2 separate regions of the Homo sapiens genome follow, and region 2 is linked to region 1. Evidence: chromatin contacts called from ENCODE Hi-C or POLR2A ChIA-PET data. All regions are on one chromosome and are shown on one strand. The core of a region is the stretch at or near the end of the contact, and the rest is flanking DNA. Distances in the headings are between cores, read along the strand shown. Region 1 has its middle 40 kb from the start of PSMA6. Region 2 has its middle 30 kb from the start of NFKBIA.

Evidence for each region. A loop is a pair of places that touch in the nucleus more often than their neighbours do. ChIA-PET counts read pairs that join two places held with the same protein, here RNA polymerase II (POLR2A). Pooled maps may share reads with other maps.
Region 2: a map of PC-3 shows a loop between it and region 1 (1.9-fold over the local background). The contact joins two enhancer-like sites. A Hi-C loop is called at or near these places in 39 of 168 maps with a recorded cell type or tissue (CD14-positive monocyte, Calu3, HepG2 and 25 more), 2 of 37 single-sample maps with no recorded cell type and 41 of 50 pooled maps. POLR2A ChIA-PET finds 5 or more read pairs at or near these places in 29 of 52 experiments (A549, A673, AG04450 and 23 more).

The regions. Positions count from the first base shown.
Region 1 is chr14:35,330,315-35,333,825 of GRCh38, forward strand. No RefSeq gene overlaps it. Among named protein-coding and RNA genes, the nearest start is that of PSMA6, 40 kb to the left of the region's middle. RefSeq lists enhancers at 1,349-1,643, 1,809-2,730, 2,741-3,350. Within about 2 kb of position 1,962, at least 23 of the 41 ENCODE cell types and tissues checked have a DNase peak (open chromatin) inside an H3K27ac peak, as active enhancers do; they include CD14-positive monocyte, HCT116, PC-3 and 3 more, where a contact is called at or near this core.
Region 2 is chr14:35,372,669-35,376,303 of GRCh38, forward strand. No RefSeq gene overlaps it. Among named protein-coding and RNA genes, the nearest start is that of NFKBIA, 30 kb to the right of the region's middle. Within about 2 kb of position 1,828, at least 15 of the 41 ENCODE cell types and tissues checked have a DNase peak (open chromatin) inside an H3K27ac peak, as active enhancers do; they include CD14-positive monocyte, HCT116, PC-3 and 3 more, where a contact is called at or near this core.

The DNA of each region.
Region 1 (3,511 bases), core at 712-3,211:
AATCGCTTGAACCTGGGAGGCGGAGGTTGCAGTGAGCCGAGATTGCGCCACTGCACTCCAGCCTGGGCAACAAGAGCAAAAGTCCGTCTCAAGAAAAAAAAAAAAAAGATAACGGTTGCTGGGAGTTCAGAGTGGGGTGGGAAGAAATGGGAAGTGGAGAGGGATGAATAGGTGAAACACCAGTTCAGGGCAGTGAAACCTGGGTTTGGTATGGTAATCATGGATGCATGACATTTGCCTTTATCAAACCCCATAGAAATGTACAATACAAAAAGTAAGCCTTAATATAAAATATGGACTTTAATAATAATGTGTCAGTATTAGTTCATGAATTGTAACAAATGTGCCACACCAAAGCAAGATACTGATAATAGGGAAAGTTGATGTGGGGTGGTGAACTCTCCACACAATCTGCTCAGTTTGGATGGGCGCGGTGGCTCATGCCTGTAATCCCAGCACTTTGGGAGGCGGAGGCGGGAGGATCACTTGAGCCCAGGAGCTCCAGACTAGCGTGGGCAACACAGGGAGACCCTGTTTCTACAAAAAATTAAAATATTGGCCAGGCAAGGTGGTTCATGCCTGTAATCCCAGCACTCTGGGAGGCCGAGGTGGGCGGATCATGAGGTCAGGAGTTCAAGACCAGCCTGCCCAACATAATGAAACCCCGTCTCTACTAAAAACACAAAAAATGGACAGACGCAGTGGCTCACGCCTGTAATCCCAGCAATTTGGAAGGCCAAGGTGAACGGATCACGAGGTCAGGAGATCAAGACCAGCCTGGCCAACATGGTAAAACCCCATCTCTACTAAAATACAAAAAATTAGCCATGCATGGTGGCACGCACCTGTAATCCCAGCTACTTGGGAGGCTGAGGCAGGAGAATCACTTAAACCCAGGAGGCAAAGGTTGCAGTGAACTGAGACAGTGCCACTGCACTCCAGCCTGGTGACAGAGCAAGACTCTGTCTCAAAAAAAAAAAAAAAAAAAATTAGCCAGCCATGGTGGTGTACGTCTGTAGTCCCAGCTACTTGGGAGACTGAGGCAGGAGAATTGCTTGAATCCGGGAGACGGAGGTTGCGGTGAGCCGAGATCACGCCACTGCCCTCCAGCCTGGGCAACAGAGCGAGACTCCGTCTCAAAAAAAAAAATTAAAATATTAGCTGGGCCCGGTGGCACATGCCTGTAACCCCAGCTAATTGGGAGGCTGAGGTGGGAGAATTGCTTGAGCCCAGGAGTTCCAGGCTATAAAGTTCTAGGCCCTCAGCCCTGGTCTATCAAGTCCAAGTCTCGCAGGACACTGCTGTGGGCATGAGTCTTTCGAGAGTGTGGCCCAGTCAGGCCTGGAGTATGCTACTGCTTGGGAAGCACTGTGGGCAGCGGCTGCAGGTGACAAGATCACAGTCAAGTGTATTTGGGGCTCATCCGCCTGTGCTGCTCTCTTGGTCAGTGGGCAGCTTACTGGTGTGCTGAGTCAAATGCATTTTCAGAAGGTGACCTTGTGCCTTAGGCTTATGTCATCTGTGCCTTTGCTGACGTCATCCTCGACTCCAGCAGCCAGACCAGGGGATAACAAATGCAAATGTCTAACAGTAATTAACTCTTAGCAGCAACCTCAGCCTGGGGCTCCCCTTTCCAGGGCTTGTGGCAGCTCCACCGGGCCCTGCTGCAGCCCCTTGTCATTGAGAGGCCTCTCCCACATCCAGAGATACGAGGGGAATGTAGGGAAATGTGCATTTAGACGAAGGAAATGCATTGTCCCAAATGGCAAGTGGAGTGGCATAAACTTTGGTGAAGCTGCTGACACCCCTTTATCACAAGAAGATCGTTTGGATTAGGGGTGTGCTTTCCACAGAAATCAGGCTCTGGCCTTACTGCAGGGGGGTGACCTGTAAACCTCAGAGTTAACACAGTGGTTTAGGTTTCACCGAGTGCACTACGGTGATTAAGTCTCCACTGAGGACTGGAATGAGGAAGAAAAGGAGAAGCAGAAGAAGAACAGGAAAGACCTGTTCCCTGGGCAGAAGAGGGATGATCTGGGGAGAGCCCCAGCGAACAGCCCCAGAGTGCCGGGCCTAGCTGGGGTTTTCCAGGGATAGAGGCCGTGAGCAGCAGTGCGGATGTTGGCCGCGTCTAGCCGTCTGCTTAATAACTACCTCAGAGACCTGTTTGCCCCGCTCGGTAAAACTGGGGCCACGCTGCTTGGGCAGCCTCCAGGCGCCTGGCTGCCACTTTTTCTAGGAACTTATACAAGTCCTCATCAAGAGGGAGGGCAAAAAATTGTCGGTGAAGATGGCTGTGCTGGCATTTTGTAAGTGACAGTGGTCAAGCTCTAAGTTGTGGATGGACACGGCAGGGGGCAAAATCACCTCCTCTAAAAAACGGCCTAGCGATCCTAATGGATTGGCCGTAGAGACCCATCATTGCAGGGAGACCTGGGAAGGCCACCTGCTTCCCTGTGCCTCTGTGTCCTCAGCCACCTGAGAAAGTGTACTTCAAGAGGGAACCCAGGGAAGAAGGCTGTACAGGGTCCATGTTATTGCACCATCTCCTGTCAATTTAGGAGACATTTTCTTAATACTTCTTATTGATCAACGAATATTTTTGAGCCCCTCCTGTAAGTCAGACCCTGCTCCGGGGCACAGGGTGATGACCAAGACGGACTAAGTCTCCCCAGGGGCTAAGAATTTAGGCCCTTGCAGAGTATCTCCTCCAAGTTATTGAGCTGCCACTGAGATATCTGTGGCCACTTTGCATCCTGTCTGCATCCAGCAGGGTGGCAGTCCAGGCCTTTACAGAAGCAGACTGGGCATGAAGACATTTCTTGTGAAAAACCAGCTTCCAGGCCTCCTTCCTGGGAGGGACTCTGTGAGTGCCACGCCCAGGGCCCTGCAGCAGGTCGTGAGCAGATGCCTCTAATGATTCAAAGCTACCAACAATACTGTAAGAGGCCCCTTTCCTGCCAAAGACTACGTGGAGATCCCTTCTGGGTTTTTCTTTTTCTTTTTCTTTCTCTGTGAAGTGTACTTAAAAAAACAAAAGGTCATTGTAAAACAGGGTATTATGCTGTTTCTTCTAAAGCAGGAGGGGCTGCAGGTGCTCACAGCTGATTTCTCATTTCTGAAAAACCCTAGTTCCAGGCCTACCTTGAAGGGAGGGGCTCCTGGGAGGGAGATAAATAGTCGTATGAGGCCCTGTCCAGACACTGACACACCAGACAATCCAGCAACACTGCGGGTCGGAGGACCCTGCTGAACAGGTCGTAGCCAACAGCTCCAGGTGGCTGCATCCTAGCACCAAAGCCAGGAGACAAGAGCCCTGACTACAGGGGTGCGGAAAGGGGCACTCGCAGCCCCAGGCTTCCAGCCGCCAGAATCAAGTGCTGGGACTTCCAGCTTCCCCACAGTCAGAGCCTGACTGAATTCTCAGTCCACAGCTGAGTTATTTACAGCCTCAGTTTTTCTCTTCTGAAAAAAAGGGGTATAAACCACAGGATCCATCTCAAAGAAGTGC
Region 2 (3,635 bases), core at 578-3,077, 42 kb after region 1:
GCATGCACCTGTAGTCCCAGCTACTCAGGAGGCTGAGATAGGATAATTGCTTGAGCCTGCAAGGTTGAGGCTGCCACAGTGAGACATGATTGCACCACTGCACTCCAGCCTGGGAGATGGCGTGTGACCCTGTCTCAAACAAAACAAAAACAATGAGGCTGGAAGGCAAGCCAAGGTGCAGGACTAGCAAGCCAGAAACAGTAGTAACTAGTGCCTTCCCCTCATCAGGATATCAGAGGCCTGGGGCACTGAGCAGTCAGAACTAAAAGTTCCCATTGAGACAAAGTGGACTTTTGAAGCAGACCATTTGGGCAGAAAGTCAACACTGTGTATGCAGCTGGCCCCTCTTTTCCCAGGGAAGGGTCCTGGCCAGCAGTCTTTCCTGCGTCTATGAATGGAGCCTTTAGCAAATAGAAAGGGCAGGTTCTGGACCAGGTGTGGTGGCTCATGCCTGTAATCCCAGAATTTTGGGAGGCACAGGCAGGAGGATTGCTTGAGCCCAAGAGTTCAAGACCAGCCTGGGCAACATAGTGTAGACCTCATATCTAAAAAAAAAAAAAAAGAAAAAGAAGAAAAAAGAAAGAGAAAGAGAGAAAGAGAAAGAAAAAGAAAGAAAGGAAGGAAGGAAGAAAGAAAGAAAGAGAAAGAAAGAAAGAAAGAGAAAGAAAAGAAAAGAAAAGAAAAGAAAAGGGAGGGAGGGAGAGAGGCCAGGCGCGGTGACTCATGTCTGTAATCCTAGCACTTTGGGAGGCTGAGGCAGGCAGATCACGAGGTGGGTGGATCACGAGGTCAGGAGTTCGAGACCAGCCTGACCAACATGGTGAAACTCCGGCTCTACCAAAATTACAAAAATTAGCCAGGCGTGGTGGTGTGCGCCTGTAATCCCAGCTACTCAGGAGGCTGAGGCAGGAGAATCGCTTGAACCCGGAAGGCGGAGGTTGCAGTGAGCAGAGATTGTGCCATTGCACTCCAGCCTGGGTGACAGAGTGAGACTCTGTCTCAAAAAAAAAAAAAGAAAAAAGAAAGAGATAGAGGACAGGCGCGGTGGCTCACGCCTATAATCCCAGCACTTTGGGAAGCTGAGGCAGGTGGATCACCTGAGACCAGGAGTTCGAGACCAGCCTGGCCAATACGGTGAAACCCCATTTCTACTAAAAATACAAAAATTAGCCGGGCGTGATGGCACGTGCCTGTGATCCCAGCTACTCAGGAGGCTGAGGCAGGAGAATTGCTTGAACCTGGGAGGTGTAGGTTGCAGTGAGCTGAGATCGTGCCACTGCACTCCAGCCTGGGCAACAAGAGTGAAACTCCGTCTCAAGAAAAAAAAAAAAAAAGAGAGAGAGAGAGAAAGAGACAGGTTCTGTTTCAAAGCCCCCTGTGCTGCACCTGAAGGAGTCCCAGCTGTTAACACCTATGTCTCCCTACCTTCTGTGATATTGACTAGGCTACCATTTTTTTTTTTTTTTTGAGACAGGGTCTCGCTCTGTCACCCAGGCTGGAGTGCGGTGGCACAATCTCAGCTCACTGCAGCCTCTATCTCCCAGGTTCAAGCAATTCTCCTGCATCAGCCTCCCAAGTAGCTGGGACTACAGTCATGTACCACCACACCCAGCTAATTCTTTTAATTCTTTTGTATTTTTTGTAGAGATGGGGTTTCACCATGTGACCCAGGCTGGTTTCGAACACTTGAGCTCAAGTGATCCTCCCTCCTTGGCCTCCCGAAGTGCTAGGATTACAGGCATGAGCCAACACACCCGGCCTGCACTCATTTCTTAATCAAGGAAAAATGAATATAAAAGGAGGCTTGGGAAATCTAGGAAGCTCATTACAGGAATTCCTCATAGAGGTGACTCAGCACTTCATTTCACAAGGAGGACCAGAAGTGTCGCAAACACAGTGTTCTTCCCTTTAAAGAGTCAGATCGAACCAAGATCTCCCTGCGTAACTCTCTCTGCAGGAGACCCGGGCTCAGTTACAAAAGACTCTGGGTTGGCAGAAACAGTGCTCCCACTTTTTCAGAAGTGATTGGGTCTGGAATGGCTGAATTACATGATGTGCTTCTGCGAGAGGATGGCAGACTAGCTGGGGCCAGGTAGCCAGGGCTACCTGAAACACCAGGAAATAACTATTAGTTCATCTCATGAACCAGACACAATAGTGCTAACAGAAAATTTGCCTCTAAATAGGTCATAAAATCCCAGCCAAACTTTCGCACACAGCATGATCAATGGCATCCTAGTTTTTTATTAATATTCATTATTAATTTAATATTGATATTATTAATATTCATTTGAGCTTATAAATGTATATAAAATGTATATGAACACTATAGTCAAGAAATTGAAAGGATGGAATGTCTTTATAGTAGCTTGTTTTGCCAAATTACCTAAGGGTTTTTTTGTTTGTTTGTTTGTTTGTTTTTGAGGCGGAGTCTTGCTCTCTCGCCAGGCTGGAGGGCAGTGGCACAATCCTGGCTCACTGCAACCTCTGCCTCCCGGGTTCAAGCGATTCTCTTGCCTCAGCCTCCCAAGTAGCTGGGACTACAGGTGCACGCCACCATGCCCAGCTAATTTTTGTATTTTTAGTAGAGCTGGAGTTTCACCATGTTGGCCAGGCTGGTCTCGAACTCTTGACCTCGTGATCTGCCCGCCTCGGCATCCCAATGTGCTGGGATTACAGGTGTGAGCCACTACACCTGGCCAAGTTTTTTTTTTTTTTTTTAAAGTACTTTCCAGGCCGGGTGAGGTGGCTCACACCTGTAATCCCAGCACTTTGAGAGGCCAAGGCAGGTGGATCATGTGAGGTCAGGAATTCGAGACCAGTCTGGCCAACATGGTGAAACCCCATCTCTATTAAAAATGCAAAAATTAGCTGGGCATGGTAGCACATGCCTGTAATCCCAGCTACTCAGGAGGCTGAGGCAGGAGAATCACTTGAACCTGGAAGGCAGAGGTTGCACTGAGTGGAGATCATGTCATTGCACTCCAGCCTGGGGAACAAAGAGCAACACTTCATCTCAAAAAAAAAAAAAAAAAAAAGGTACTTTCCCAGATGTCATGCCTTCCTTACCAATGCTGTAATTTTCCTAATTTCACGCACAGCTCACATATGGTATATTTCAGCCAGCGAGAGCTCAACTAACTGCAGAACATCCAGCACTGCATGTCATATCGTGTCACCCACTTGCTGAGGGCAAGCCCAGCATGGTTTGGTCTGAAGCTGACTTGAAGAGCTGAGAGTTCAAGACTTGTCACTGGGTCCCAAAAAGGCCCTGTGAGCCTGGAGGCAGAGCCCAGTCCTGTCTCAACCACCAGGCTCAGGACTGGGGGCTTTCCCGAGGATAGAGTCACACGCGCGCGCACACACACACACACACACACACACACACATTCATTCTGTTCGATGGTGGAGCTCCTTCCTTATGGAGAGACACTTTTCAATAAAAAGAACATATAGGTTGCTTCTCCTGCAAGCTGCACTGGCCTTCCGCTAGCCCCAGAACCTCTCCTATCCAGGCAGTCCCTCTCTGGGCTGGGAGTCACCAGCACTGTTCTTAAGAGCTCCCTGGCATTACTTTTCCCAATGACTGGAAGTTCTTGATAGCAGGAGCTATGACTGGCTTTTTGAAGTTTCTT